2 separate regions of the Homo sapiens genome follow, and region 2 is linked to region 1. A link is a loop called in an ENCODE intact Hi-C map of the cell type or tissue named here. Cell type or tissue: PC-3. All regions are shown on one strand. Links, peaks and the distances in the headings refer to the core of each region. The heading gives the core; the rest is flanking DNA. Region 1 has its middle 38 kb from the start of LINC02230. Region 2 has its middle 12 kb from the start of FOXD1.

Evidence for each region. Hi-C counts contacts between places; a loop is a spot of excess contacts. Peaks named below come from ENCODE experiments on the same cell type or tissue, not always from the same donor. Only the 100,000 strongest peaks of a DNase experiment are listed, where the experiment ranks them.
Region 2: it touches region 1 in a loop (4-fold over the local background); 19 of 110 quality-filtered maps call a loop at or near these places.

The regions. Positions count from the first base shown.
Region 1 is chr5:73,291,639-73,308,013 of GRCh38, forward strand. No RefSeq gene overlaps it. Among named protein-coding and RNA genes, the nearest start is that of LINC02230, 38 kb to the right of the region's middle. In PC-3, for the core only: CTCF peaks have their summits at 4,026 and 7,524; no DNase peak of the experiment used is centred there; H3K4me3 peaks cover 1,099 bases.
Region 2 is chr5:73,428,529-73,444,903 of GRCh38, forward strand. No RefSeq gene overlaps it. Among named protein-coding and RNA genes, the nearest start is that of FOXD1, 12 kb to the right of the region's middle. RefSeq lists enhancers at 7,094-7,997, 15,095-15,998, 15,999-16,375. In PC-3, for the core only: a CTCF peak has its summit at 9,209 (motif pointing left); a DNase peak (open chromatin) is centred at 9,193; H3K4me3 peaks cover 1,612 bases; H3K27ac peaks cover 1,492 bases.

The DNA.
Region 1 (16,375 bases), core at 3,210-11,209:
CAGAGTCTGGATCAGTGTCAGGTACGGAGAAGGTGCTCTGGTGGAAACCTCAGTGGCAACGTTCAGCTCACAGTGGGAAACTCGGGCCTTCAGACCAGGGAAGGGGGCCGTTTGAAGATATGAGTCTGGAGTGTGACTGATGAAGCCAAAAGCAGGCACAAACTCTCTTTTTATGACCAACTTTGGATAATGAGCTCAAGCCATGTATAAAAACATTCCCCAAAAGTGCTTTTCTAGATGAAAGGGAGAAAAATAGCTAAAGTGATCCATCTTCCTTTCTTTGAGGAAGGTTGGCACCGCTTCTGTTGCTTCCAGGAAGATTGCATACACATGTAAAACCGGAAAAACGTTAATGAAGAGAAAAACTAAAAGGTAGGAGGGTGTACTCAAATATCAAGTTCTCCTCCATGTAGTAGCTGCCCCTGCCTTCATTAATAGAACCATTAAGATCCTTGTTGCTCCCTGTGCAACAATAGGAAGGGAGCTCAGGATATAGACTTAAAACGGAGGACACAGAACAGTGGACGCCAGCGGTGTCCAACTTTTTGGCTTCCCTGGGCCACCTTGGAAGAAGAAAAATAGTCTTGGGCCACACATAAAATACACTAACGATAGCTGACAAGCTAAAAAGCATCACTAAAAAAACTCATAATATTTTAAGAAAGTTTATGGATTTGTGTTGGGACTCATTCAAAACCATCCTGGGGTGCATGCGGTCCGTGGGTCATGGGTTGGACAAGCTAAGTATAAGCCATATGTTACCTTTTGCATTAAAAAGGTGGGGTAGAATAAAAAATACACTTACATTTACATGAACACTGGGGCTATATAGAAGAAGCGAATATAACTGGCTATACACTTCAAGGCCAGTGAAGTGGAGAGCAGGCACCAGTATAGGAACGAGATGTCTTGATTCATACTTTCCATGTTGTCTTGATTCTTCAACCATGTGAATGTATTAATTGTTTTTTAAATAAAAAAAAAGTAATGATTCTTGTATATAATTAATAGTAATTGGAGCCTTGTAGCTCAATGATTATCTTGCCAAAGTTTGGTGCAGGTAATATTGACAATTCAGGCTGAGAGAGCTACTGTCAGCGCCTTAGAGTAAAGAATATGAATGAAAGAGGGCACATTATTACACTCATGTCTTCACAAACAGAATCAGAGACTGAGGTGTTTCCAATTCTGGAGGTGGACTCCTGATTCCGTTTGCTTCTTAGTAATCACACTAAAATTGTATGTTTTATACAATTTCATACTAAAATTGTGTGAAAAATACGGCACCACGCTGGGTGCAGTGGCGTGTGCCTGTAATTCCAGTACTTTGGGAGGCCAAGGCAGGCAGATTGCCTGAGGCCAGAAGTTGGAGAAGGGGGCAAGACAAGCTTCTGGAATGCTGGAAATGTCCTGTTTCTTGATCTGGCTGCTGGTAACGTAGGTGTGTTCACTTTGTGAAAATTCATTGCACCACACATGTGTGATTTGTGCACTTTCCTATGTGTACGTTTGACACCAAATAAGAAAAAAGAAAAGGAAAAATATAATGCAACTCTATATGCGTTGTCATGGAAAGATGTGCAGGCCCTGTCATGTAGAGGAGCCCATGTTATACAGCCCTTTCATGTGATGCTATAGATATCAAGCTATAAGTACCTGCATGCCTAGAGAGTTATTCTGGAAAGTGGTTCTCATAAATGTTAGTCATGCTTACTTCTGGGTAAGATTTTGAGTTGTTTGGGGTTTTTTTTACACTTTCTTCTTTGTGCTTTTTTGTATTTGCACTTTTTTTGCACAGTGCATGTGTCTTTTATATTCAGAAAGTGGGCTTTTATTTTTTTAAACCCCTCATTAATTAAAAAGAAAATTTTAAACCTGCTTTTTACTTTCTATAGAGGCAAACCAGTAAATACCCAGTGCCTATCAGCCACGGACATGATGTATGTTGTGTGCATCAAATACACTTTGCAGTTGTCCCTGTTTCTAAGTATTTCCAAGGCTGGTTCTGAACAGAGTAGCCACCATCTTTCCCATCAACAGATAACACACCCCTGTCGTAAAATCTGAGGGTGGATCAAGGGAAGAGGTCTGAGTCCCCAAAAAGAGTTCAGGGTAAATGCTGTAGACACCGTAGGCTGGCTGTTCTTCCTGTCTTTGAAGCAGAGAGCAGACCGGTCCATTCATTAAACCAAGGTAAGCCGGGCGTGGTGGCTCACGCCTGTAATCCCAGGACTTTGGGAGGCTGAGGCAGGTGGATCACCTGAGATCAGGAGTTCGAGACCAGCCTGGCCAAGATGGTGAAACCCCATCTCTACAAAAAATACAAAATTAGTCAGGCAAGGTGGAACGCACCTGTAATCCCAGCTACTCGGGAGGCTGAGGCAGGAGAATCACTTGAACCTGGGAAGCGGAGGCTGCAATGAGCCGAGGTCGTGCCATTGCACTCCAGCCTGGGCAAAAAGAGCAAAACTCCATCTGAATAAATAAATAAAATAATAAACCAAGGTACTCTCCTTACCGTTTCTCTTTGTTCCATCTCTAGTCCACTGTGCTACCTCTCTTTGGCTCTGGCAGAGGGGATTTCACCAGTTTATTCCCAGCCCTGCACTATCTAACTTAGAGAGTTTCCTATTTCTCTTTCAAATCCTTTTCCACCAAAAGCCTCCTCATGTTCACATACTGGAAAATATTTAAATAGGGATAAATTACTTTCTTTTACCATCAAAGCCCAAGCTTAAAAGATAAATAACCCTGAGTGAGTTAACATAGGACCTTAAAATTCACACTAAGGTGTAAATGTCTAATAGGTATGATTTCTAAAGAGCACAATTTGGTTGGGGGATGGGAAGGGGAAAGGGAGGCATGGATCTTGCACAGAGTTGGCCAGCTTGCTGGTGTTACCTGCTTTTCCTCCACCGCAGCTCCCGCCCCCACCCAGGCCTGCTCAGAAGAACCCAAGCCACTCAGAAGCAGGAGGCAGCCTTCACCCCAACCAGACCAATATCCGTTCCAGACTCAGGATTACAACAATCTGGGAGAGGGTCAACCAAGTCAGAGTCCCACATGGCAGAAGAGCTGCTTTAGCTTAAGACTCTTAACTCTTTTTCTTCGGGGCAGGAAAGGTTTGAGCCAATGAAGGATGAGGCTTTCCAGGCCCAGGACACAACCTTGATCCAAGGCCTAGTTGTGGCTTTAATTTTTGTAAATCAAGCCTCAAGTTTTTCTTCACTCTTTTAGCCAAAGATATGTTTCCCAGGATGCATGAAATAAATAAATAAAATGTACCAAATTAGAGATTGTGAGACATGTATGTCACTTAAATCCTTTGTAGGCAAGCAGGAATCACTGATTCACTAAATTCTGTCCTAAGTTTTTTTTTCTCCTAACCATTGTCTTCATAAGATCATCCCATACTTGGAAAACATTTATCTAATTATCATCACACACAATGGGCCCGCTGCCAGCTGTTTTTTATTTTAACTTCAGATTCTTTCCAGGGTGTTTGTTTGTTTTTTTCTTGGGGGTGGGGAGTAGGAGAGAGGAGTGTGTGTGTCTGTTTTTGCTATTACACAGAACTGATCAGATTTCCTTTTATAATCACAATTAAACTTCCAGACCCAATCATCTGAATATTTCATGTTTAGAAGATCTCGGTGCACATTGACTTAGTCTCAGAAACCTTCCAAGAAAGGAGGTGAGAAACTGATGGGTGAGGTCAAGTAAATCATTCTAGAAACATAAAGAGCATTGATGGACTAGAGGAGCTCAAGGCTGACTCTGAGCTCAGTGTTCTCTCCATCAGCTGAGACTGGGTACCATGAGGTTAAGCCTAAAATACATTACTGTAGTCCCTCTAACAGGAAGGGTAGTCCTAAGAAAGCAGGGCCTTTGTACATCTTGTCCACAGCAGCCCCCACACAGCAGTGGACAAGATGCCTCATCCCCAGCACCTGCTTGGTGTTTGATGTTGTAGTTGGTGAGCAGCAAGTACTAGTAGAAAATGAATTACCTTTGTCACTCTGCCCCCTACAGTAGCGCAAGTGGAGATTCATAAAATCTCTCTACAAAACAGGACTGTCAAAGGACTGTCAGGCATTTAAAACCTGGTCAGACCAGTGGCAGCTCTCAAAGGGGCTTAAGGACAGCAATGTGGCTGACGGGAAATATGTTGGGCTTATGGATGCACTGGCACAGCCAACACAGTTTTACTTCCATTACATTTTATTTCAGGTTTCCTGATGGAGTCTATGGGGAGGGGCTCAAACTTCTTCTCCACTTCTTGGCACCACAGTGGCTCAGATCAATAGGCTAGGGATGTGAAGCTGTGCTCATGAAAATTGGAGGACCAAAAAAAAAAAAGACCGAAAGATGCAGGGGTCTTGGGAGAGGTTTCCCTCTGCTGCAGAGTCGGCCTCCCTACCCCTGAAGAGCAGGGAGTATGAGGAGGAATGTTTATGAAATGAAATCTGGATAGTCGCCCAGACCTTCAGCTATAGATAATATGTAGAACATTCTAAAGGGACAGCATTTTCATCAGGCATCTAAAACCTGTCAGAAATGGAGCCCTAAGTTACCATTCACTCTTCCACTGCGTGAACAACAGCCCATGTGGCCCACCCTCACCCCACCTCCCTGAGTAAAGTGGAGATGGCTTAAAATAACCAGTTCTCTTTAAATGCATATGTATTCTAAAGGGGCTAATCCTGTAAATAAGGCATGCCTCTGTGAGATTTACTTTTGTGAGAATCTAACAACTAATATTAACGAGTATTTAGATTTAGGAAAGAGAAAGGTACTTCAGTATTTATTGGACTTTTCTTGCTTTCTTTTTTTGGAGGGGTGGAGAAAAGAGGATTAGTGAGGGGGATGTTATTAAGTTAAGGAAAACATTATTGCTTGTTTTGTATGCGCGAGGAATTAAGTTTATAATCTAGGAGAGGAAACAGGGCAAACACCGGAATGACTCTGAAACACATCTGCGTCAATGGTAGCAAACAAATTACTGTGAGAGTCAGGGGACGGAAGCGTTTTGCAAAGCCTTGGAGGATTTTGACCAGCGGAGATGGGAAAAGGGGATGCCAGGCATGAGAAGGTTCAAGAGAAGGTCTGGGGGCAGGCGAGCCAGAGGAATCAGACTGCTGGAGAAGGTGAGACAGACAAGTGCTCACAGGAGAGGTGGGCAAGAGAACTGGCATGGGAGCCAAGGTCATCCCAGGGAGGTCCGAGTCAGACAGGCTCGGGGCCATGACCAAACTTCTGCAGTGGATCTGGTGGGATCTTGTTCAATCAGCAGTCTGCAGCCTGGTGACTCAGAGGCAGGGAAAACCACAGAGGCTTTTGGTGAGATAAGGGACATCAAGTTGGCCTTAGACAATCGCTGTGGTGGTGAGTGTTGGGTGGGCTGGAGGGAAGGGAATGGAAGAACGGGAGGCTGGCTGGCAGGCTGTCCCAGTGATCCAAATGAGGAGGAATTGAGGACTGGCCTACAGAAGGGACATAGGACATGGAGGAAAAAAGACAGGAGAGGCAAAGCATGGACTTGGAAAATAAGCAGGGAGAGGCGACTGGCCTGCGCCTTTACCCGGAGGAGTCCTTTTGAGCTATGCTGAGTTTGACAAGCTAGCAGGCCTCAAGAGCACTACTAGGAAAAGGGGGACACACACATGTCAGCCTCTAAGGAGGTGGAGGCCCTCTTGGAGGCTTTGAAGAGTCAAATGAACAGGGGGTACCAGAGGGTGGAAGCAGAGCAAGGAAAGAAGCGGGGTAAGCCTTTTGCAAAAGCTTTCAATTTTCTCTAGAACAATTTACAAGAACCCACTAGGGAGGGGAAGTGGGAGCCTGAGGGGAACCCACTAGGGAGGGGAATTGGGAGCCTCTGTTACATAGTTTTATATCTTTCAAATTTTGAACTTCTTGCATATACAGTTCTACCTGCTGTAATTCAATTTTAAACGGTTGGGCTCCAGAGCCCTGGTGGCTGCTTGTTGTAGCAGACACCCTGCTTTTCACCCACATGAAGCTCTGGTGGCCAGCCCGGGGTAGGTGTTCAGAAACCTCAATGTTTCACTCCTTTCTACCCTCTATCTCCCAGATAGTTGAAGGTTTTTTTTCTGTTTGGGATTCCACTTCATTACCTACACCGAAAAAACATAACAAAGTTCTCGGTTTCATCCCAGACGCCTACAGGTCAAGGACGTTTTGGCTAGGTCCTCTCTCAGCTGGCATCAGTGCCAAAATCCTGCGGAAAAGAAGAGAGTCTGAGAGAGTAGGGAAAGAGGTTGGTGGTGGCTGATTAGGAAACTGTGGAGAAAAGTCCTTGTCATTGCCCCAGGTAGAGCCGACCTGGGAAGCAGCATCGTCATTGGATTATCTCGGTCGTTCCCGCTCACTTAGGCCAAGCAGGCGATGGGTGTCTCGGTTCTGCCTGGAACTGCCGTTTTTCGGAGGGTGGGCCGCACCCCGCAGTGCGTCCAACTCTCCCAGCTGCCTAGATGTTCCTTGGGCTTGGGACAAAGCCCCCACAGCTTCCAGGTGGGCCCGGGGCGCACCCTAGCCCAGGATGGGGTGGCCAGCTTGCTCCCTGCCCCTCTCAAAGGCTGCCCATTCGTCCTTAATCTTTCTGGCAGATTCCACCAGGACTCCTTTACCATGAATTGTCCCACCGGGGGCCCCTGTGCCTTTCCGTCGCTGGCACCGAACTGCGTGGCGAGAGCTGGGACAAAACGCCGGAGCGGCCCGGCGGGGGACGCACAGGCGAGTCTCAGGGCCCCGCCCTCTCCCGTGTCCCCCTGTTCTGCGCGGGCGGGCTGTGCGGGCCTGGCCAGGAGCCGGGTCGGAACTCCGTGCAGCGATGGCAGCTCGGGCGCGCGCCTTGAGGAGCCGGTGGGGTGCTGGGGGACGGAGAAGGTCCCAAGGTCCGGGGCGCGCGCTTTGCTGCCGCTGGAAGCGCGCCCCAATTGTCGCGCCGCGTGGTTCGCTCGGTTAAAGCCCCGACCCGAGGGTTATCGAGCTGCTTCCGCCCAGTGGATACGAACCCGGACTGTCCTGAGTGCATTTTTTTCCTCCCTTATAGTCTGTTAAATTGACTAATAAACCCAACGCAGCGTTCTCTGTGCAGCTTCAAAAAACTCAGTAATTTCGTTAGAAAACGTTGAAATCCGACCCCAAAGTATTCAGCCCAAATGTTTAGTTAAAGTAACCCCGTGGGTTAATAAACTAAACAAAGGCAACCCATGCAAAACCGGAGCAATGAAAACCAGGCTACATAAACGAAGGGAAGTTTATAAGAACTCTTTGGGAGGAAAAAAAGAGAAAAGGCACCGGGCACGGAGGTTTAATGTGAAGCATGTGAGCGGGGCTCAGTTTACAGGTACGCGGGCCGATGGCGAAGAGCGCTGTCAAGCGGCCTCGAGGATTTCGGGGGGTTTGCGCCGCCGAGGAAACCCTACCCGGACGAGGCGAGCAGCCTGGTGGCCCTGGCGGCCGCGAGCTCCCGGCTGCCACCGCTAGGCGCCCCCGCCCGGCCCGCCGGCGCTCCGAGGGCAAACCCGGGCGGCACAGCCGTGCGCCCTGGGCTCCGCGCGCCCAAGGAAAGGGCTTCCCAGTCACCCTGCGGCGACGCTTCTCCCTCCCGGGAATGACACCTTCGCTCGCTTTCACACAGCCAAGCCGTTGGAGAGGCAGAAACAGTGGGTCCCGAGCCCGCAGGAGAAGTTCCCATCCCGCCCCTCTAGCCCTCGGGCGTTGGCAGTGGAGTAACAAAGACGCTGCCGCGCCGTTGACCCCGAAGAAGCTCTGATGAAAAGGAGGGCGGGCCGCGGGATAGGAGTTTCTACAATTAGTTTTTTCTGCCTTTACGTTCCCAAGAAGAAGCCGAGGAAGTAGAAAGGAGAGAGATCTGGGAAAGGCAAGATCCAGAAATCAGGAGCCATTATGTTTCTCATTTTGGAGAAAAACTGTAAAACAGCTCGGCCTCTTGTCCACCTTGCCCCGAAGGCAAGTCTGGATATGAAAAGAAAAAGGCGGGCAACGGAGGAGATTTATTTTTCATTTTAACTTTCCTCTCCCAGGCTTCCTCACCCCCTGCCCCCTTCGATTCCTAGGAGGGGCGGCCCCAGCCCTCGGAGCCGATTCTCGGCGCTGCGCTAGGACATCAGAGGCGATACAGGTTCGATGTTAAATGAACCTTCAGGCCGCCGGACAATGGCGCAGACCTCACACGGGGGCACCGCGCCTTCCCCCAGCCGTGCTCGGCTCCCGCCGCTTCTTTATTTCACGTGGTGGAATCCTCCGCGTCTCCTACAGCCGCCGAACCAATGGGCAGACCGGGGAGAGCGGGACGCGCAGGAGAGGGTTTGAAAGGAGGTGTGGGTTTTAATTTTTAAAGAGCATAATTGGGCTGAGGAGGGTTATTTTTTCCTTGGCCACGGGAAAAAAAAGAGGAAGAAGGGGAAAAAAAAGTCAGGCGAAACACAACACATTTATCTATCAACCGCTAGACAAGACAAAGAGGTTTTAACAACAGTTTGAAAAGAGCGGCCTGTGAATGGTTACTATTCAATTTGTATTTTATTCCCCGCTGGTCATGGAATTGAGATCAGAAGAAAAAGTGAAAACACATGGCTGAGGTCAGGGGATCAGAGAACCACCACATACAGCAAAGGGAAGGGAAAGCAATGGGAACTCGTGTGAAGAAATGGATTATATAAACAGAGCTTACCATCGCCTGCGCCCCATTATCCTATAATTTACCCTGCATGGGAGCATAGAAATATATTAAACTAGTGATAGGTTTTACCATTTCTTTACAACCCAGCCTCGTGCCAATCAAGCCTACTATATACTTTGAGACATGTTTAGAATTCTTGGACTAATGTGTTTATTTTAAATATCACAGGGAAATTATTACATCACTAGAAAATAATGCCAGAGCGGGGGTCTGCCGCCCTTTTGAAGTCCTGCTGCAACGAAACATGATTTTAATTACATAATCACTTTGAAACTATAATTATACAATAAACGATGAGGATTAAGCGGGAAGTATAGAGTACATTAAAAATTGCTTAGGTCTTGAAAAAACAAACTGAACATGCAGGGGGAAAAGAAAGAGATGAAATCCGAGGTCCTGGGAGGGGGGTTGATAAATCCTGCAATCGCTTTGCTCTGAGCTGCGGCGGGAATCGGAGCCTAGGGCTCTCTTTGCCTGGGCCAAGGGAGCGGGGGCGATGGCTGGAGTCGTGTAGCCGAGGAGAAGCCCGTAAATCTGAGACGGAATCAAAGAGAAGCGCGAAGGATGGCTTCGGGTTCGTTAGCTAACCTTTCTACACGGAAACAAGTAAACAGGGTTGTTGCCTTGGCGTTTACTAAATTCATTTACACTGAAAACCACATGTATGACACAGAGAGGTTGAGCGTTGCCAAGGACTGCTTTGTTTGCTCTTCCCTTCCAGGAGGAAGGGAACGAACGACACGAACGGCGTCGTGGGTACCCTGATGCCCACAATGAGTTTATAAATAACTGCGCATAGGTGGCGCGGGCATCCATCCCACCGCCACTGCGAACACCCCTGGGCACGCCTTGTTCCCCGGGTGCACACGCCTAGCGCGCACTCGGTTTCGCACCAGCTTTCTCTCCCTAAGCTCCTTTCCAGAAAGTTGCTCCGCTGCTTAATTTTGCTCCTGTGTTTGTCTTCAGGTGAGGCCAAGGGCAGGTACATGGTTCTCCCTTCAAAATATAGAAACTTGGCTAGGCCCAGAGTTCGCCGACGTGCGTCTCCCTCCCCTCAGCTTCCATGAGAACTTCTTCCCAGAACTTCTACAGAGCCTGGGGGCGCAGAAACCGGGTCCTGGACGCTGGTCCTCCTTGCCTTCAGATCCTGATGGGGGTTGGAGGGGGTTGCACTGGAGCCCCGTGGATGAAGAGTTCTAGTCCTGAACACAGAGTCCCGAAAGATTTTGGAAGCACCCTGGAGACAGAAGTCCCACAGGTAGAGGCTAGTGACTCTTTTCAGTAGCACCTACTTTCCCAAGTGGGCTTTGCCAGGCCAGAGCGCACTGGAGAGGGAGAGGGCGTGCAATTCCTGATTAGGGACTCATTTTTAAAAGGCTGGTTTTTATGAGCCTGGCATCACCAGCATTCCCTCCAAGGATAGCCTCTGCTCGCCTTCAATATTTTATAGCAAGTGCCCTGGGTGAGGGGGTTGGAATGCCAGTGTCTGGCCCATAAACGTCTCACATATAAAGAGTTACACGCTCCCATTTCAACCGCGGCAGAGGGGAATCCAGGTGCAAGAGGACACTCCAGCTTTTGGCTCAAGCAGAAAATTATGATTGAAAGAAGAAGCTGCGATGTTTAAATTCACCCGCAATCTGGAAGATGTTTTGTCCAGGAACTCAGACATGAGGTGTTGGGAGAAAGGAGAGAAAGTGACACTAAGAATCTTTCCTTGCCTTCACTTGGGCCTCATGATCGCTCCCAACCCTGCCCAGTCGCCCCACCAGCACGAGGCAAATGACTGTCTTCAGCTCCGAACATTAATATTAAGACATCAGCATTGCATTAGTCTGCAATGGACCATCAACGATCAAGAAAAAAATACAAAGGAGAAATGAAATAGCTCATCCGAAAAGTCCTACTGTCATCGTGTTTATTTTTTGCTTTGCTAAGCCCAAGATATAATTTACTCACTGCTCTCTTGCAAACAAAAGGGCCGTGATAGCCTGGCAACGTTGAAGAGCCCCTCTCAAAATCCCCAAGGAAATTACAACTGGGCAGGAATTCAGGAGCCGTTTTTATACCAAGCCCGAAGCGCCAACTTGCACAGTTCCTTCCCAGGATGAACACTGAAGAGGCCAAAATTTAAAAAAAGGAAGGAAGGAAGGAGACTCTTGAGGAGTAATAATAATAAGCATTATTTATCTGCCTCCTACTTAATACAAGCAATTTACCTACCTTACCTCTTTCATACTTACAGCAAAGCTATAGGGTTGGCTGGGCATGGTGGCTCAAGCCTGTAATTCCAGCACTTTGGGAGGCCGAGGCGGATCATTTGAGGTCAGGAGCTTCAGACCAGCTTAACCAATATGGTGAAACCCCGTCTCTACTATTAAAAAAAATAAAATAAAAAGCTGTAAGGTAAACATTGTAATACCTACTTTATTGATAATATAAAATACTTATACGATATTTATTATATGCCTAGCACTATGGTGTTTTACATTCATTTATGCCTTACAACATCGCCATATAGGGAGGAATATTATCCCCATTTTACAGAAGAGGAACTGAAGCACACAGAGATGATCTAATCTGTCTTAGGTCACGTGGCCATAACTGGCCAGGGATGGATTGGAATCCAGACTTGTGATATCTTGACACACTATACCACCAAAGGAAGTGACGGGCTGGGAGAAGTTGGGGCTTATCCGAGGTTCCAGGGAGGACTCCAAGGAGCCGGGACTGGAGCCCATATCTTGAGAGTAGGGATTGTGGTGCGCCGCCGGTACTCAAGGAGCCACCCGCGCGCAATGTGGAAGGGCGGCGAGTCGCCCTCGGGGCCCACAGCGCCGTCGGGCAAAGAACCAGAGGCGTGGAGCGAATGCAGCGCCCGGGAGTCAGGGCTGTTAGTGGCGTGGCCCGCCGGGCATTGAGCTGTTTCCTCCAACGCCCGGTCCCCCGCGGCCTAGGCCCAGTGTTTGCTTTTGCAGATACGTCAGAGGGAACATTCAGGAGGGGCGGGCTCCCAGGCTCCCAGGAGACCGCCCGGAGCCTCCGGAGCGCGACGAGGCGCGGGGCCTCGGAGATCTGGCCTGCCAGATTGAGGGGGAGGGGAGGGGGCCTGGCCCAGCAGCTGGACAGGCGCGCAGTGCCCGCAGCCCGCGAGTGGGCGCCCAGCTGGCTTCGCACGGGTGAGGGGCTCAGCCTGCACTTCCCTCCTCCACCCCGACCGCCGAACGCGTCCCGGCTGGCTTCAGAGTGCGCTTCTCGTGGACGTGCTGCGCGCACCCTAGGGAGATGCGCGGCGTCCGCGCGGGTCAGCGCCCCAGTACCACTCCCCAGTGTACTCCCCAGGTACACGCTTCCCTTGCGCGGCGAGTTTCAACTCAGGTCAGAACGGAGCTGAGCGGTGGGCGGAGTGGAGAAAGGTCCCGGAAATTGGCCAAGAGGGGGCGGTTTCGAGGTAGTGCCTTCGAAGTGTTGTCCAGACCAGCAGGGAGGGTCGCCTCCACCTGCGGGGCCTCCTCCAGCTCCACAAGGTAGCCCCGTAGGGACTTGCAGATCTGCCAGACCTAGCAGTGAGACCACTGCTCCCACTGAATGGCGCCGCCTGCGGGCTGGCCCAAGCTCTATGCACCGGCTTTATCTCATTTTCTCCTCACCGTTAATAACTGGCAAGGCAGTGTGATCACCCTACTTGGAGAAGACATCCTGTTCTAATGGCTTAGCATAGCGCCCATTACTTCTAGGGGAGTAACACATGCCAGTTCCTCCCATTTTATAGGAGGAAGGCACCAAGAGGGTAAACAGTCTCAATAGACACAACCAGTAGGTGCCTGAGTGTCCACTGGAATGGGTCTGCGGGCAGTCACCTGATGTCTGGACCCCTTTTACTTCTTCCACTGACCTTTGGGAGGCCAGTGTTTCAGAAAAACTCGGGGTGGGAGCTGTGGGTAGAACTGGGAAGATGGAGGGGGAGGAAGGTCCTTCGCAGAAAATCGGAAAGGCAGAAGGCCCATTAGAAGGCTAAGTTCTAGTTGGGCAGGGAGCTTTGAATCATTACTATACTCAAATGAGAAGCACTTGAGTGCCAACCACTTGTCCAGTGCTGTGCTGGGCCCTTCACAGATGAGCTGTGTTTTCCATCTTGGCTGCACATGGGGATTGTTTGGGGAATTTTAAAAATCTGATGCCCAGAGCAATTAAATCATCATTTCTAGGAGTAGGACCAAAGCATCATTTTTTTTAAAGCTTCCCAAGGAATTCCAATGTGCAACCATGCTTGAGGACTTCTGCCTTGGGGAAATTATCTTAATCCTCACAACTCCTCCACATAGCAGATACCATTACGATGCCTATTTCATCAGTAAGAAAAGCCAAGGCTTAGAGAGGACCTGTATTTGGTCCGAGTCAGCCCAGAGACTAGCACAGGTTAATCTGGCGTGACACAGCAGACATCCAGCCTGTCTGGGCTGAGTCCCCTTCTAACTTTCACCCCCAGGAGTTTACTGTGCTGGAGAGACAACCTAAGGTCACAGCAGGAAGAGGTAGGAAGGCTTCTGAAGTTTCACAGCTTCAGGCAGAGAGCTATATTCAGGGTCTTGAGTACAGAGGGAGGCAGGATGGGAAGAAAGGGAAAGTAATAGCTTTGGTTTTCTTTGGGAAAAAGTAGGTTAGGTTCCCAGATGACCCTGCACTCCAGAGTGCCCTGTCTGGGTGTCTATTACTTGAAAAGGTGGCATGTGATGACTCAAGCCCAGCCACATGGATGAAGAATCACCCCTTAGGAAGCCTGGAGTGGTGAAATGAGCACTGGACTAGGAGTCAGGAAATCGAAAACCTATCCTAGCTGAGCCATTGGCTGGCAGCATCACCTTGAGCAAGTCATAATCTCTGAGCCTGTTTTCTCTCCTGTAAAATAAAGTGGTTGGATAGTATTATCTCTAAGGTTACTTGCTGCTCATACATTTATGGTTATTTCTGGCCCTGGTGTGAATAAACTTAAGTCTGGATTCAAGTTGGAAATACAAATGACAATAGTTTAGCATCTTCATGATTTCAATTGCTTTTCAGATCTTCTCTAAAAGAAGGACTTGCTAGTTCCATTTTGACAATTAGGGAAACTTAGGCTCCAAGTTATTCAAATTCCCCTAGTAGATTCTACTTCTACTCCTGGTAACGTGTCTCCTCTCAACCCATCTGTTCAGGTCTTATAGGTCATTCTGTGGTTGGAGAACCTCGGGGCATTCAGAGAAGTAGGGCACTGGACAGAACAGGGCAGGCAGCTTAAAGCCTTAAAAACACCCTAAATAAGCTGCAGAATTTAAGCAAGGTCAGGGCAAATTTTGTCTGTGGGAAGGGAGTTGGCGGATGGAGAACTAGTCTTCTGAATCAGAGACTTTTCTCAAAGTCTTGTGTTTTTTTGTTTGTTTGTTTGTTTTTCATCCATCCTGATTCCTAGGTAATGCCTCCAAAGGGCTTTAAAAGTATAAGGGCTAGAGTCATGATTCATTATCCTGAAGAAGGGCCCAGTGTGGGCTTGTAAAGGCATTCTTGTCCAAAGCACTTTAGCTCTCTACATATATGTGTCTTGTGCCTCAGTGTCCTAATTTCCAGCTGTTCATTAGAATTAGCCAGGGAGATTTCAAAATAACCATGTCCAGGTCCTATCCAGATCAATTAAATCAACAGCTCTGGTGGTAAAGCCCACACATGGATTTTTTTTAAGCTGCCATGATTCTAATATGCAGCTGGGGTTGAGAGAAATTGCTTTAAATGCTATAGAAAGGCCATGGAGAGGCCAGTGGCCAGGCTAGAGCTCTAAGAAGACAAGTCTGGCTGTGGTTCCAGCTGTGAGGCTGAAGCCATCAGTGTGCATGTGATTGCCTAGGGAAAGGGTAGAGTCAGAGAGAGCTGAGGACTGAACCTTAGGAAAGCCCAATACTAGTGAGGCAAGAAGAAGTGGGAGGGATTCTGAAAGAGACTGAAGTGGACGAACTTGAGATGCCAGAGAAAAGCCTGGGCTGCTCTCCTGGCAGCCAAGAGAGAAGCCATGGTGGTCAGAGAGGTCAACAGTGCTAATGCCACCAAGAGGCTGATTTAAGATTACGACTGAAAAGTCTTCATTGGACTTGACGTCCAGGAAGTCTTGGGTGGCCTTAGAGGAGCATGGTGGGGCCAGGGAAGCTGAAATGCAGTGGGTTGAGAAGTAAATGGAGGTGAGCCAAGAGAGACAATGAAACTCCTTTCAGCAAGCCAAGGATGCAGTTATAACTGGGCCGGATCATCTCCCCTGAGACAGTAAGCATCTCTTCACCACCCCCACAGAAAACATAAAAAGAATTTGGCTGTTATTTTTGATGCCCAAAGTGGGATTCTCCCCTATAGGTACAGACATCTACCAGCACTATATACCAGAGAGAAGCCATGTCCAAACTCTGAGCCAGAATATGCAGCCTATTTAAAACCTGCTTGATTATTCTCAGAAACAGTGGCTAACTCGAGGGTAAAATAGGCCACTGCAGCCAGGTGGCAAACTGAGCAATACCAGCCACGACTCGTGGCCACAAAAATCAGTGTCGAAGCTGCCAAGCCTTCGAGGCCTGACTTTGTTGCCTAACAGGAAACCCATGGAGCAAAACAACCTATACTCCTCCCCCAGAATGGTTGACCACTATAAGGAAACTCAGAGAGCCTACAATGAGAGAAAACCCACAAAAACACCAAAAAAGAAACAGAAGAACCCTATGTGAACAGCCCAACGCTGTCAACTATGACCAACAACCTTGACACTACGAGGGGACTTTGCTGTCTTATCTCTGCTAGCCTTCTTCAGGGCAGAAACCAGCTCTGCAGCAGGACAGGAGGGGGACAGAGCCAGTGCATGGTGTTGTGTCTTTCTCCCCTCCTCCTCTCTTCAAGGGGCTGCCCACTCCTCCTCTCCCAATCTGACCCTGTCAAGATCCACTTGCACCAGAGGAGCTACCGAGCTAGGTAGGACCCAGCAGGCCACCGGGCCCAGGCTTCAGCAACTGACCTATGGGGATAACCTGGATAAACTTCAAAACTTTGTCTCCTCCTTGGTTGCCACTTGGCTTACATCAAAAAGACAAGGACGCATCAGAATAGCTATTCCCCCTGGGCTGGGGGTGACAGGAAGGGGACACAAAGGGGTACTCTCTTTCTTGATCTGGGCGTAGGGTAATGGATATGTTCCAATAAAAGTTCCTTGAGCCTTTATGATTTGTGTACTTTTCTGTTTGTGTACCGTACTGCAAAAAAAAGTTGTTGCTGCTGTTTTTTTTTAAGGCAATGATGAACATGTCCAGTGGCTCACTGTCTCCAGGCCCCAAAATACCACTCTGCTATTTCTCTCTCTCTTCAGGCAATGGCCTGCAATTTTCCTTTTGCCCTGCAGCCACCACCATGTAATTTGCACCTCACTAATTTCCTGGCTGAGTCTTAATGGTGTCTGGTCACTGCTCCACCCTCCTGGAAAACATTGACCTGTTGCAGGTCCTGCCCAGCAGTTTGTTGTGTGGGCTGTAGAGGCTGCATCTGACTGGCCACCTTGGACTTGGAATACTTATTAGAAATTCAGCTTTGAAAAAAATCACTCAGAAGGGCAGATGGTCTGGTGACACAAAATCACTGTATTGC
Region 2 (16,375 bases), core at 5,394-13,393, 140 kb after region 1:
ATATGACAATGGTAAACTGCTTAACCTCCTCATGCTTCAGTGATTCCTTCTTTTTTTTTTTTTTTTTTGTTTTTTTTCTGTTTGTTTGTTTTTTTGGAGACAGGGTCTCACTCTGTCACCCATGCTGGAGTGCAATGGAGTGAACATAGCTCACTGCAGCCTCAATCTTCTCCTTAGCTCAAGCCATCCTTCTGCCTCAGCCTCCCAAGTAGCTGGGACTACAGGCTTGCACCTACACACCTAGCTAATTTTTTGTAGAGATGGGGTCTTACTGCATTGCACAGCCTGGTCTTAAACTCCTGAGCCCATGGGATCTTCTCACTTTGGCCTCCCAAAGTGCTGGGATTACAGGTGTGCACCACCATGCCTGGCCCAGTGTTTCTCTCTTAAAAACCTTGTAGGATGGCTGTGAGAATTAAATGAACTAATTTATGTCACATACTTAACATAGAACCTAGCCTAAAGTACTCCATACATGTTACCTATGTAGTGGTAGCTTTTATGGGGTAATAGTATTCATGAAGAAGAAAAAAGTCTTAGTAGGGTCTTATGAAGACTACAGAGTAAGGAGGAAAAGGTCTTACAGATATGGACTATAACATCAATAGTACAAATTGCAGGAAAATTGTGGTGTTGGCTGGGATAGTAAGTTTGGCCCAGTTGTAAAAGGTCTTGAACATAAGATGAACTTAAGACTTCTTCATGTAATCAATAGAGAATCACTTTCACTTCTTAAGCAGAAGTGTAGCATGATAAAGATGTTTTGCAAAGTTTTAGTCTGCTGCATATATTGGGCAATGGGAAGACTAGAGGTAAGGAGACCAGAGAGAAAAAGGTATTTCAGTGGTACAGGAATAGGGTAAAAGGTGCCCAATCTTTGACGATAACAGTGGGAGTGCAGAAGGGAGAAAAGGTGAGTTTTTGCAGAGGAAGAATTAACTATACTTGGTGAATGACAGGATGTGAGAATTATGCTGCTATTTTTTATACATTCTATTTACAAGTTTAATTTCTGTTCCTTCTTCAAAGGTCATCTAAAATATTACCTCCTCTGGGAAGCTTTCTCTATCCCTCCCAGATAGTTATTTTTCTCTGTCAATCCTGTCAATCAGTTCATATTTCTATGACAACACATCAAGAATTGTTGTATTTCGGTGAGTATACATATCTCGCCACCTCCAACCAGATGTCTAATATTTTTGTATCCACATCACACTATGCCTGGCACACAGTAGGTGCTCACGATAAAAGAAAGAATGAATAGATGATTAAATCTGGGTCTTTGGTTCCCCTTGATCATTTTTTTTTTTTTTTTTTTTAAGAGATGGAGGTCTTGCTGTGTTGCCCAGGGTGGTCTCAAACTCCTGACCTCAAGCAATCCTCCTGCCTCAGCCTCCCAAAGCACTGGGATCACAGGCATGAGCCAACACACCCAGCCTACAATATAAGTATTTTAAGGTGAAGTTTATTTGTATTTTTTTCAACCCTTATGCTACTTTATGGCTATAATGTTATACAGATCCAAGAATCTCAAAATAAATGCCCAATTTTTGACACTTTTTATAGCATTTTATAAGAAGTGGTTTTTCTTTGTTATTAATTTTTCATATATTTTATTGACTTGTTAAATGAAAATATTCATAATTTTTCTAAGAATTTATGTAAGGATATTGTAGAGCAAAGTAATGTATCATACGTTGCTTTTTTAAAATAAACTGTTTTCAAGCAAAAGAAGAACAAAAATTTAATATCATTACTAGAGATTTTTCTATAATAAAACCATTTTGTCAGCTACTCACAATGTAGTTCTTCTGCTCAAGTTTCTTAGAATCTGTGTGGTCTCTTCTGAATTCTTTAAATAGACAGGAGCCCATCTATGTGAGCAGGTAGATGAATGGGTGCAATGAAAGAGGCCAGTCTCTTTCTCCACATATAAATCTCCAAAAATAATAGGATACATGTGTGCAAAAGTGGTAAACCACTAATAATATTTATAACTCCACAATTCCTAGTGGAAATAAAATAATAAAGCAATAAAACATTCGAGGAAAGGAACAAGTACCATGGTTAAAACGTTGGCATCAGGGCTTGAAACTTGTCTGAAACCCAGTCACTCATGATTTGGAATGTTTACAGTAGGAATTTAGATTGTTTTATGTCATGGTCCACTTACAGATCGGCAGGCCAGATCTCATGGGCGGGATCTGTATTAAACCTGTGCCATATTCCTATTGAGCACAAAGACTGAACATGCTCTTCATCATTAGAGACTTTTTGCTACTTAATTGGTGGTAGTACTGGCTGAGTCACCCTTATGCTTTGGTAGAGGGTAAAGGGAGTTAATTATGTGTAGTTTTTAAAAATTTCACTTGCATGGCCGGGCACAGTGGCTCACGCCTGTAATCCCAGCACTTTGGGAGGCTGAGGTGGGCAGATCACGAGGTCAGGAGTTCGAGACCAGCCTGGCCAACACAGTGAAGCCCCATCTGTACTAAAAATACAAAAAATTAGCCGGGCATGGTGGCAGGTGCCTGTAATTCCAGCTACTCGGGAGGCTGAGGCAGGATGGAGGCGGAGGTTGCAGTGAGCCGAGATCACACCATTGTACTCCAGCCTGGGCAACAAGAGTGAAACTCTGTCTCAAAAATAAAAAATAAAAAAATTCACTTGCAGTAGTTCAAAATTATAAAATAGTTAAGATAATGTATATTGCTTTGTCTTAGAAAAAGATTAATAAATGCTATCTTTTAAACATTTGATACCTTGTTTAATATACTACTTCTAAAATAAGCCATATATATATTCAGAAACCATCTTTAAAGCATGACTAAAAAGTGATGCAATTTTTTTTCACCCTTCATCAAACTTACAGGAATGTTCTCCTCTAAGCAATCACCCTGGGAGCACACCAATATCAATAATACTGCCATTCCTGAGGACATCTTGAGAACTCTCCTTTTGTAACCAGTTTACAAGACACACAAGATGATAAATCTTCAAGGATATGTTAGTTTTTGTTTGTTTGTTTTTACTAAATTTGTTCATCCACTTTATTCAACATATTTGACTCAGTGACATTTGGCCATTTGCAAAATTAAATCTACCTTCAAAGAATAAAGTTTTTCAAATGAATGGGCAATTTTTTTTTTTTTTTTTTTTTTTTGCATTTCAAAAAGTTTTCATGATGGGGCTTATTGATAGAAAATGCAATTGAAAATTATCAGTTTTTAAACATTGTTTATAAAGTACCTGTTGCAAGGACAGAGCTAGATAATTACCCTTATTAATTATTGAAAAAGACAATGAAAGCACTTGCCATCAGTGGAGTTTTATTAATGACACAGAAACTGAAGGATCCTTTACCTTTTTTTAACTATTTTTTAAAATAATTATAGACTCATAGGATGTTGCAAAAATAGAGTTCCATACACCCTTCACCCAGCTTTCTCTAGTGGCGACATGTAATTGCAATACAATATCAAAACTAGGAAACAGGCATTATATAACACTGCTTTTTGTGTGCGTGTGTGTGTATTTTTTGTTTGTCTTTGTTTTTGTTTTTGTTTGAGACAGAGTCTCCCTCTGTTGTTCAGGCTGGAGTGCACTGGCGTGATCTCAGCTCACTGCAACCTCCCCCTCCCAGGTTCAAGCAATTTTCCTGCCTCAGCCTCCTGAGTAGCTGGGATTACAGATGCCCACCACCATGCCCGGCTAATTTTTGTAATTTTAGTAGAGACAGGGGCTTCACCATGTTGACCAGGTTGGTCTTGAACTCCTGGCCTCAAGCGATCCACTGGCCTCAGCCTCCCAAAGTGCTGGAATTACAGGCATGAGCTACCGTGTCTTACAGGCATGAGCTACCATGTCCGGCTCAGAAATTGACATTGTATGTCACTGTTTTCTCCCCCCCGCCCCCAAGACGGAGTCTTGCTCTGTTGCCCAGGATGGAGTGCAGTGGTGTGATCTCGGCTCACTGCAAGCTCCGCCTCCCGGGTTCATGCCGTTCTCCTGCCTCAGCCTCCCGAGTAGCTGGGACTACAGGCGCCCGCCACCACGCCCGGCTAATTTTTGTATTTTTATTTTTAGTAGAGACGGGGTTTCACCGTGTTAGCCAGGATGGTCTCGATCTCCTGACCTTGTGATCCACCCACCTCAGCCTCCCAAAGTGCTAGGATTATAGGCGTGAGCCACCGCGCCCCACCGTATTTTCACTGTTAAGTACACTACAGGCCTTACTCAGTTTTTGCCAAGTTTTACATGCATTCATGTGTGTACTGTTCTATGTAGTTTTATCCCATGTGTAATTCAAGTAAGCACCATAACAAGGTAGAGAACTCTTCCATCAATACAAAGGAACTCATTCCTGGTCCCCTCTTACATTCGGACCCCCACCCTTTCCCTGTCCTGTGTAGGCCACCAATCTGTTCTCATATGTACAGTTTTGTCATTTTGAGAATGTTACATAAATGGAAATATGCGGTATGTAACAATTTGAGGTGGACTGTTTTCCCTATATTGCCCTTGAGATTCTATTTGTTGTGCACATCAGTAGTTTATTTCTTTTTATTCCTAAGTAGTATTCCTTTGTATGAATATCCCAGAGTTTTACCACTGAAGGACATATGGGTTGTCTTTTTTCTTTCTTTCTTCTTATTGTTACAAATAAAGCTACTATGAACATTCATGTACAAGTTTTTCTGCAAACATAAATTTTCATTTCTCTGGGATTAATGCCCTAGGACATAGTGGCTGGGCTGAATGGTAAGTGCGTATTTAATTTTGTAAGTAACTGACAAACTATTTTCCAGAGTGACTGTGCCACTTTACATTCACATCAATAATGTAGGAGAGATCCAGGTTTTTTGCATTCTTGCTAGCATTTGGTATTATTGCTATTTTAGCTATTCTAATAGGTCAGTAGTTCTAATTATTTTTGGAAATTGCTGATTCAATGTATTTGGTCTTATGATAATTCAAAAGAGATGGATTTTTGCCTTCACATTGTCTTCCTGGGTATGAACTTCAAGCCTTATTTTATACTGATTTTTAGCTTTAAAATTATAAAAAGATGTGTTCATCACTTCGTTTACCAATGTCCAGCATAAGTGACCAAAAACTCACTTCAGGCTCTTCCACCTGCCCTTATAATTTCTCCCACGTCATAAACATGCCTTTGTCTAAAAATATTGTCCTTCCTGGAAAAAAAAAAGTCCTATTGGCTGCCTTCTGTTTCTGTTGAGGGAAGGAGGACTAATGTTGGGCTGCACTGGTTGCCTCTGGTTGGTCACTCGCAGCATAAATTCTACTGTGAATTCTGGCTTTGTGGCTGGCTTTTGTGGGTGGATTTCTGGGGATGCTAGGAGTGAACAGCACAATCATAATTCTGCAGGTTTGCTCTGTTCAAAGTTAATAGGTCTGTATGGTGACCCATAGATGAGACAAAGTAGAGACTGCTATGTTAGTTGCAAAATGATCACTTTACTTCAAACAGAATTCAAAGTGCCCTTGAGAGGCTGTTGCATTAAGTACTTGCACGGCTGAGGTGGAACACACAGGATACAATTTACTTTCCCCCTCAAGTTCATGCCACTCTTTGTGAAGAGGCCCAAAGTGCTTACTACTAGTCTTAGGGAATGAAATGGCAAGGAGGAAAAGAATCCAATTACAAAACAGCTTGTGGCTTCTGCTCCACTTACATTTACCCACAACTGCATCTTGAAAATGATGTAACTAGCAGTTACTATGTGTAAATCATTTCATTTTATTTACTTATAATCATAAAATTACCTCTGTTAGTTGATAATGAAATGTTGGGGTTTGAGGAGGGTCATATGTTTTAATTTCAGGTTAAGATAAAGCTTTCCAGCATTTGCTTCCCATTCTTTATCTATCTAAATTGACTTATCATTTATATTATTCTATAAATAGGAGTTTGAACAGATGAATATCACAAACATACTGATGAGTAAAAAAAAAGTCAATCAAGAGACTCCATACATATTGTATAATTTCATTTATATGAAGTTCAAAAACATGTAAAACTAACCTGTGGTGAGAGAAATGAGAACAGTGGTTGGAAGTGGAATGACATTTATTGGATACAGGCACAGAGGAGTTTTCTGGGGTGTTTAAAATACTCTGTACCTCTGGTGGCTACACAGGTGCATATATATGGACAATTCACCAAGATGTACACTAGGAGTTGGATACTTTATTGTATCTATGTTATTCTTTAATTAAAAGTTAAGCTAACAACTGAAATGAAAAAAATAAGAGGTTTGGTGATAACATCACAGGCAGAATCGATTTTGGTTTTTCCTCTCAAAGTTTCCAGGAATTTTTACATCTTACAAATTGTCATTTTCTCCAATGCAAATGAACTGCTTTTCTCACCTCTTTCCTCTTCTCTGCCCCTCCCAGTTTCTAAACTAGTTAGATTTATGGTGCAATGTCATGCATACTGTAACTGTGAAATTAAAATATTGTGAAGCAGAGTGTGGAAGCAATAAAACCCTATTAAGATCAGTTTAGGCCTTTAAAAATTCCATGATTCCTTTCACTCACATGACATCTTTCATTCCTTTTTTTGAAGTTTGGATCCAAGGAATTTTGCATGCTGTGGGTTGACATTTAGTTAATAGCATCTTTTGCTGAGGTTCTATTTTCTAAATTAACAAGATCAAGAACAGTGACCTGATGATATTTCTTTGTACATCTGGCTCTTTTCCAAAAAGAAGGATTAAGGGGATGGGGGGCGGGGTGAAGAGAGAGAGAGACAGAGAGAGAGAGAGAGGAAATCAAACCCCTTTTGGTCACCTTTATTTTAGGGCAAAGTTTGCTTCAAATTTTTGTAAAAATATTAGATAACTTCTCATCAACAAAAGGAACAAACAACGCCCTCCCCACACAAAATCTGTAGTTGCAATATGTCTACTATTTCTCTTTTGCTTCCCTGTTATCCTGTGTCTGCAGTTCTTTCTAATGAGCCATGAAAAAGACAAAGAAAAAATACATCTACATATAAACTATGGGGACAGAATCAACAGCTTGCCTAAGGAATTGAACCAAGTCAGGTTTAACTTCTTAAGACAGATTTGGAGATGGACTTAAGAGGGAAGGAAGAAGACTGAGGAGTATAGTAAGAATCTGTCTGTCTAGTCACACAGTAGGTGCTCCACACACATTTCTTTTAAAAAAAACTGGTAACAAAAAATACACATTATTTACGCAAGCGAGGAACTCCTACAGCATAATGTTTGGCCAAGATAGTGACTTCAGGATGGCACCCGACCCACTTTCCTCTCATTCCCAAATGCTTACTTGGAAATTCCATGTTGCTAAAAGTGAGGACGAGGAGAGGGAGGAGCTGGTAAGTATGTGAGAAATACGGAAGACAGATGGAGAGGAAAATGTGTAGCCTACCGAATGCAAAAGGATGCTTTCCAAGACAGAAGGAGGGAACTAGGCGCCTTTTTTCCACTCCGCTGACCCCAACGTCTGGGCTGTGCGTTGTAACGCAGTTGGCGGGGCCTTCAGCTTGGGATGAGGGCGAAGGGGCTCGGGATGGGTGGGAAAGCAAGGACCGGGCAACAGGTGGGGAGGTGGCGGACTTTTGTCTCGGGGAAGGAAATCGGCTGTGCTGAAAGGGCGGAAAGCAGTAGCGCACAGAACTAGTGTCTGCGGGGTCCCGGGCGCTCTCGCCTTCGCCCTGGGCTCCTCTAATTAGAGAGGGGATGCAGGGTGGCATTAGTTCCCAAACGTTTTAATCGAGCCTCTTTTCAATGGCCAGGGATAAATGTAGCCACTGTTACTCTGTGCTGAATGGGTCGCAAAGGCCCCCGCCCGGCCCCCAGCGAGGCCATTCAGGCGTCTTTTCACAACCCCTAAGCGGTTCAGTCCCCGGGCCTAGCGACACTCCAGAGCGCTCCTAATTAGTCTAATTAGAAAGGTGGATTGATAGATGGAAAGAAGACAGAGTTGGGTTAGGAAGATGCTCAATGCTGCCAATCTCGGCTGGGTTGCCGCTTATTCTCTGCGTAAAGAAAAGGCCGCAAAGAAGGAAGTTGGAGCCGAAGCCCGCGCTGGGGCTGGGCTCTGGCCGGATCGCAGGCTGGGCGGTCTTTGACCCCCCGCGCCTCCCGCCCACAGCCGGAGCCCGGCAGCTGGAAGCACCCGCTACCCCGGGGAGCGTCTCCAGGCCGCGGTCTCCGGCCTTCGCCGAGCGAGGCGGGCGGGAAGGTAGGGCCGCGGTGGAGCGGGCACGGCCTCCCGCCCCAGCCCGGAGCCTCTCCGCCCCGCCGGGCCCCGCGGCCGCCCCTTCCTCACCCGGAAAATCGTGGGGAGGCGCGGCGTAGCGGCCGGACCCCTGGCCTCCGCGTCGGGCTGCGCCACGTGGCAGCTCCCAGCGCCCTCCCGTCCCGGCCTCGCATGCTGTCGGGGGAGCGCCTCGTCCCACTCAGGCCGAAACCCCAGGAAGGAAATCACTCTGGGCTGGGGACGCGGCCTTTCTGCTCGCGGCTGTTGGGTGATGTGCCCGAGGTTTCTCTGCCCTTCTCCGGGCGCAGGCCGTTCATTCGCGCCGCCGCTCCTGAGGGTCGCTGGGCGCAGAACCGCCTCGGCCGCGGCCCGGCCTTAGGCGCGGCCTCGCGCATTCCTGCGCTCGCCACAGCCGGCGGGAGGCGGGGAAGGGAGCAGCCCGGGTGGCTTGGAGAACACTGAACCTTTAATTGGGCTATAAATCAGACAGGGGAGTGCGGTGGAGTTTATGCAGGTGTAAAAACAGAGGGGAAAGCCCGGGCCGAGCAGCCAAAGCGCCCGGGCAGGTCAGAACCTCCAGCAAACTAACATCTTGATAAGTCCGCTGACAACAAAATAAACAGTGGAGAAGGCTGGAGGGCGGGGGGCGCCGTGGCCCGCGGCTGGTTCGCAGCAGCTCGGCGGCCTTCTGCGAGGGGAAGGCGGGCCGCTCTCGGCTTTGTGCTTGGGGCTTTAGGAGGGGGGCGGTTGGAGGAGAGAGAGAAGCCGAATTATCTCCCTTTCCGCGTCTCATTCCCGTGGATGGAGGGCCCCGGGAGCGTTTGACGATGGCAGTTTGGGGCGTGCGCGCTGCCTCGTCGGCCCCTACGACGTCAGGCGCCGGAGCTGCCGGGGCCCCGGGCGAGCGGGCAGCGGCCCCCGCGTCCCTCCCGGACACAGCGCCACCGAGAGGCCGAGCCTCCCGCTCCTGTTGCCATTTCAAGGGCTGACGCCTGGAAAACACCGCCAGGCCCCTGGCCGAAGGAGGTAACTAACCGAGTCGAAACGGCGATCAGAAATTAATTCAGTGCCCTGCTCAGGAGCAAAACCGTCAAAACCCCATCGAGATGTTGGCGCAAGCGGATTCACACACAAAGGAAAACAATAAAAGTCTCGTTAGATCATTTTTCTGGACATTGTTTAAGGTCTGAAAGGGACCAAATCGTTTCAAAATGTTGCCAGTAAAAATTATCCTATGTGGAATGCAACTAATCCTTTTAGGTTCCTGTCAACTGTTTCCACAAAAGGAATCCGATTTTTCAAATCAAAGATCCAAAAGTCTTTGGGGAGAGATTTATTACATGCCAGAGCTTTAGTTACAGAATAGAGTTACAGTAACAACCCGCGCCCACCAACTCCCTAAAATAAGGGATCCTATCCTACATAACTCTAAAGACCTGTGGGATATAGTTTGCTGGAGTCCTGCTATCTATGCAGATAGGGAGGGAGGCCAGGAAGGGGGGAGGAAGGCAAAGAAATAGTAAATTCCTTAAATAGAAAAACAGAGCACAGAATGCCTCAACATTTTATTTTTCTCCTCTGTACTCCCAGTTACTTCTGGAGACAAAAAAAAAAAAAACAAAAAACGCCAAGACCCAAACTTGGTGATTTGGAAGCAGTTCCTTAGCAATGACAACTTAAAGGTGAAATAAATGCAGAAAAACTCTTGGGTGCTTATGCACCACCCCCCGTGGTCCAAAACCTGGATTTGCTGTCTGCCTTTTGAAGATGCGACTACAACTTCAGCAAGTGGGAAAGTGTTTATTTAAAAGTTTAGCAAGGAAAATATACCTGGTTTAATTTTAATTTTTTTATTTGTAATAAAATGTTTAAGCCTGCAAAAAGAAAAAAAGTGCCCTAGGGTTTTTGTTGTTTTTGTTTTACTGGGTCTCTGTATTTAACTCTCCACAAACCCATGTGAGCCTAAACTCATTCGGAATAGGTGACTGTCTCTGTTCACAATGATATCTGAGGGCCTGAGCACAAACCATCACCCTCCTCCTTTTCAGCTCTTCACAGAAAACTGGCAGCTAGGGATAGGATTCAATCTATTAGTAAAAAGCTGTAAACACTTGGGAAGAAATTCAAATTCACAGTGCCTGGAAACTTCTGGCACTGAGTTGCCTCCATACCACATAGGCAAAGGTGCTCAGGCGTTTTAGTCATTTTGTGAGTAAATTGGCAACACGAGAAAGATATTGTCAAGAAGCTATTATTAGTTTCATTTAGACACTAGGGAGATTTTTGGTAATGAAAAGAAATCGTTTTAATGGAGAGATTTTAAAAATATATCTTGCTAACTTTCCCTCCATCCCATTGTTTCCTGCTAAAATGGCTTGCTCTTGTTGTTCCATAGCGAGTGCTTATTGGTGGCAGGAATTCTTTAATTTGTTTCTTATATTTAAAGCAGGAGTAAAGGGATTTGCAATATAGCAGGTGCTCAATAAATAGTGCAGACTAATCCCACTTTTCAAAGCTTAGAGGTTAAATAGATGATCAGTAGATAAGTAGAGGAAAGAAATAGAGCAAGAGACTAGAAGAGCAGATTTAAAACACCAGTGGTTTGTTTATTTTAGAAAGGGAAAGTTATCTGTCCAAATACACATCTGGCTAAGTAAGAGAAAACACATGCCATCTCTTTTATCCTCATTATATCTAGAAGAACTAATTTATTTCATAGATAGGAATGGAAATTTTGAAGATAAATTTTTATATATGGCCAAAAATTTCTCTTAACTAATTTAGGGATTTAAGTATATGCCAAAATTTAGAAGTTTTTCCTTTTCTTTTTTTCCTTGAAAAATAAGGATGTGGAAAGAAGCCACAAAGGGATAATTCTTACACATTATACAGGTTTTAAGTTTTCCAAAGCATTTTCACATAAATTGTATTACTTGATTCTCACAACCTCTCCTACCCCACAAGAAAAATGCAAATAATTATGAAAACTGATCTAATGTTTAATTTCAAACTATTCTTTCTTCTCTTGCAGTCTTTGGAGATTTTTTTTCTTTTGGCTTGTGATTTTTTTTTCTTCATAGTCCATCATCTAACAGAACAAAATTTTGCACAGTTTCATACATATATGAAACTCTCTGCATAAGAATAAGCAAAAATAGGCCAGGCGCGGTGGCTCACGCCTGTAATCCCAGCACTTTGGGAGGCCGAGACGGGCGGATCACGAGGTCAGGAGATCGAGACCATCCTGGCTAACACGGTGAAACCCCGTCTCTACTAAAAATACAAAAATTAGCCGGGCATGGTGGCGCGCGCCTGTAGTCCCAGCTACACGGGAGGCTGAGGCAGGAGAATGGCGTGAACCCGGGAGGCGGAGCTTGCAGTGAGTCGAGATCGCGCCACTGCACTCCAGCATGGGCGACAGAGCGAAACTCCGTCTCAAAAAAAAAAAAAAAAAAAAAAAGAATAAGCAAAAATAGAGAACCAGTTATTTTTCCTTCATAATAACCCTTTCTTATAGACCTTTCCAAAAATGTGTTGCTTCCTTTTGCTGCTGAAAAGATCTGTCTTCCAGCTATTTTAACAGGAATTCCTAGACAAGTAAGCAAAGACACTTCTGCCTTCTGCCATAATTAATCTCTGCCCTCCCCTCTTTGCCAGTCTATTATTGATGAGTAATTGCAATAAGAATCCTTGGTCTGTGCCTGACTCCCTCTGGGACAGGGAGATCCAGGCAAGGCCGCAGGGCCTCAGATTCAGCCTGTACCCACCCACCTCCACCCCACACCTGTTCCTCTCCTGGTGCTCAGTGGACTGGTGGGGCCTAGGTTTTTGTTGTTTTTTTAAACTCTAGAATTAAAAAGAAAAAAGTTTCTGGTTTTTAAAACAACATATTTTCTCCAGGAAATCAATGTTCTCTTGCATTAAGCACTGTCCCTTGGAAAGATTGCCATACACACTCTCCTTTGCTCTCTGCAGCTTACAGGCACAATCCCTGCACTGACTCTGGTATGGATGTCTTCAAACTGAACAAAACAGTGGCCCCAGCCCATGCTTGAGGAGGCTAGGCTACAACAAGGCTTCTGGGTGGCAATGGGCAATGGTAAGCTTGCAGGTAGTCTAGAATTCCCCCACAAGCATTTTAGGAGACCTCTGGCAAGGCAGGTGGATTAATTGTATAGGGGCGGAGGACTGGCCCAAGCCACATCATATACAGCTGTTCAAAGAAAACAAAATATCTTCAACAGTATGCTGGGAGAAGGGGCATATCCTCAGAAAAATTTTTCATTTTCTCATTAAGTGTTAAACCAGTTGATCTGACTCCTTATGTATTCTTACCTTTTCCACACAGAGAGGAGGTGTCCCTAAGGATGGTTGTAAGACCCGCTTAGCAGTTTAGCAAAAAGTTCTAAACTAGAGGATCTTGACCATTAAAAACCAGCAAAAGAAGCTGAGGACATGGGTAAATGGTACAAAATAAGCTGCGTGTGTGTGTGTATGTGAGTGTGTGTGTGTGATAAATACTGTTGATGCCAAAAAATGGGGGGGCGGGAGGGATGCCAGGAAAGTATCATGTGTATCATGTAGAGCTACGTGGAGGAAGCTAATGCCTCTTAAAATAATTAGCTATCAATTCCAAATGAATCTGAGATGAGTTGCTAGAGTATCTCTCAGAAGACCTGGGTGGAAGTGGTAGGGAGGAGGGTGTGGCAACAATGCCAAAAAAAAAAAAAAAAGAAATGTGTAAGAAATACATGACTCTTCTGCACAGTGACCTCTAAGGAAACTTCCCTACCACAGTTGTCATTTAATAAATCACAATGATGGCAACAAAGTAGCAGTGTGATGTAACAAAAATAAGATGGGTTTTAAATGCTGAAGTCCCAGTAGCTGTGACCTTGGGCAAGTCATTTAATCTCTTTTGAGCCTTGATATCTCTATTTGTAAAATAAGGTCAATAATAATTCTTGTCCTCACTATTTCACAGTGCAGTTGAGAGAATTATTAGTGAGAGTCCTTTTACAAAGTCAATCTGTGGTGATGATAGTGACTGAATAGACAGGAAAGGGGTTCTGGGACACTGATAACATCTGCTTCTTGCTCTGATGCTAGTTATGTAATACATATGTGGCCACTGCGAGAAATTGTTAGGATTTGTGCACTTTTCCAAACATATGCTTCCCTAAAACTTTTACTTTTAAAAGACAGAGTAGCACAAAATAGTTTTTTCAAGGTGGTACGCTCATGATAATAGCGACAAGAAAAACTCTAAATGTAAGTCATCAGAAGCTCATCACTGTTATCTTCGTTTCTCCTCCTAGCCACCATGTATGGAGGCTTGGGAATCAAAGGAGATCTATGAGAATCATCAGTTGTTTTCTCTGTGTGTGCTTTGCATCTTACTGACTAGTATTTTACTAGAGGAAAGAAGCTGGAGGAATGAACCAGGAAGTTTCCTACATGCCAGAGGGGTCAACACTAACAAGAAAGAAGCCTAAGCTGTTCACATCAAGGGAAAGATGTGATTAGAGAGATGCGACATGCAAAGAAATTATCTGAAAAGTGAACTCAGTTGGGAAAGTATAAGCCCTAAAGAGCCCTGAGCAGCTGGTCATGATCAGATTCTCCATCTTTCTGTCAAATGTAATTGTATCCAAGTTGGCAGGGTATTTATTGCTAAAGTCGAAGGGCCAGATTTTACACTAAACATATTTACACATTTACATTCGTTGCCCTATAAACACACCACGTTTCACTGGCCATGACATCAAACACATTTACCAACAAAAAGCATATGTCTAATTACAAAATCATAGAGGAGGCAAGTGGCAGCTGATGGGCAACGAGCATGCATGCCTGTGTATGTATATGTGTGACCCAGCTGCACCACCAGGAAACCGACAGAGATGAGAATGAACGCAGACAATGCTAGGCCCACTTCACTTGTCCTCTGCTCTCCAGGCCTGTCCTCATCTGGTTTAGTTCTAAAGGGGATGATGGAACCCTGGCATTCCAATTAGATGCATGGTTTCCCCCCTGGAAGAGCCCTGAGAGACTAGGGCAGTTCCTGGGCAGATTTCTGATTTGGATTGGGTTTGATGCTGATATGACCTTTAAATTGCCCCCAAAATGTCTCTTCTCAGTCAGTAATAAAAATAGGTGTGAGCAGAATGTGTAGCCAGCAGTGAATTTTAAAATTATAACTAGAATCCTTGATTCCTGGCTTTGGGTAGTAAGATCAGATCCCTATCCATCAATAGCAGTTGTAATAACACCGTTAGCCACTCCAAGCTTGGTCCTCAATCAAACAAGGAAATCAGAGCCACTGGGGCTAGAGAGAGAAAAACACAACAGGCACAGCCTCAACCACTGGCCTCAGACGGCCTTTAATAAATGACACAGGCTGGTATTCCATCAAAATAATCACCTTCCATCAGAATAACCACCTCCCCCAACTCTCTCAGTGGACAGGCTACAGGAAGAAATGGTAGGTTTATAAAAAAGAAAAAACTGTGAAGGGCAGAAAAGCCTTTTCCTGAGATGAATGCTTACTACATTCACTGCAAGAATTTTGATAATAAATATATCCAGAATTCCAGTTCCATCAACAGAAAGTTTGGCCAAGAAAGAGCTGCCAAGTAGGGGCCAGACAAGTTGAGATGTGTAAACATACAGATGCTTCAGGGAGTGAAAAGTAAGAAGCGTCTTCACAATTTTTTTCCTTCATCTCCCCAGTTCCTTTTTTTCTTTTTTTAAGGGGAAGGGAAGTGGCCCTTAAATAAATGCATGGAATAGGATGGACAGGAAACACGTTGTTGAGAAGATGCACTAGCTTCTTATTTTAAAGAAATAAAATAATTACCCAATAAAGAAAAGAGAAATCAACCAAGGAACGATCTAAGGTCATGACACCATGTGTGGTACAAGGAGCAATTCAACCCATAAGGGCTTCATTACCCCCGCAATAGATAACATTTGGCTAAACCTAGCTGCAGATTAAATCTCCGCGCACAACAGAGCCCTGAATGGAGAGGCTCCTTTTTGTGTGGTCCTTCTCCGGGAGCTGCCTGAACCATCAGCCCCAATATATCCCTCTCCCTATTAACTGCAATTCCCTCCCGACTGAGCTTCGGTCATTTGTCTCGAGGCTCTACGGGGGCGTTTGATGAGCAGAGAAACAAGGAGAAGGGGAGAAAAGCGTCGGGTTAATGAGTTGTAGCAAATCCACACTTTGTAGTTGGGAGGAGGAGAGCTGGTGGCCAATGTTTGTTCAACTGGTTTATTTTTCGAGACCCAGCCTATTGAGGAAGGCTTGTTCAAGCAGGCTTCGTTCCTACAAACACACAAACATCCTTCTGTTTGCCTACAAAGAAAAGGGGACCAGCGCTGGATTTGCATGCGAATGAGGAGCCCCAGGAGGAGACGTCCTTGCCCATCAAAGGCCGCGGTAGCCTGGCGGCCCCGCAGCCTTTGTTCCAGCACCTGCTCGCCTGCACGGCCTGACGGGGCGCGCCCCGCGCTCCTGGCTCGCCCATCCAGGGTCCACGGCTCACTCGTCCCTCGCCTGCCCCGCGGCCCACACCTCTCGCAGCTCATACCTCACCCGCCCCGCGGCCCTGCTTCCCCCAGTCTCATCCTCTCGGGAGCAGGCCCGCAGGGTCTGCAAGGCCAAGAACGGAACCCCAAACGCAGAGGGTGGGGAGGTGAGCGGCAGGACGCAAAACTCGGAATCGAGGCGGCTTGGGTTTACACGTTCCTTTAGCTCTGGGCTCACGCTGCTCTCCACCTGTTTAAAAACAGGCTTGCGGTCTCCAGTGGGGGCGCGTGAAGCGGGATCCCAACCCCGGGCCCCGGAGCGAGGCCTGGATCGCCCTATGCCTTCTTGCCATTCTCTTAAATGCACTGACACCCCTGGAGGTGGGACCGGTCCTGGCACTTTTGAAGACGTGGGAATATGAACGAGAGACAAGATTAACCAGAATTCCCCGATTTCAGGACATCCACGCATCGCGCAAAAATTAAAAATACACACGGTTTTGTTCTTGGCTCTCTTCGTAATTATTTTCAGATCTAAATTTCAGATGCGTGCGTTACAGAAGGCTACCAGGCGCGCCAGCAGTGT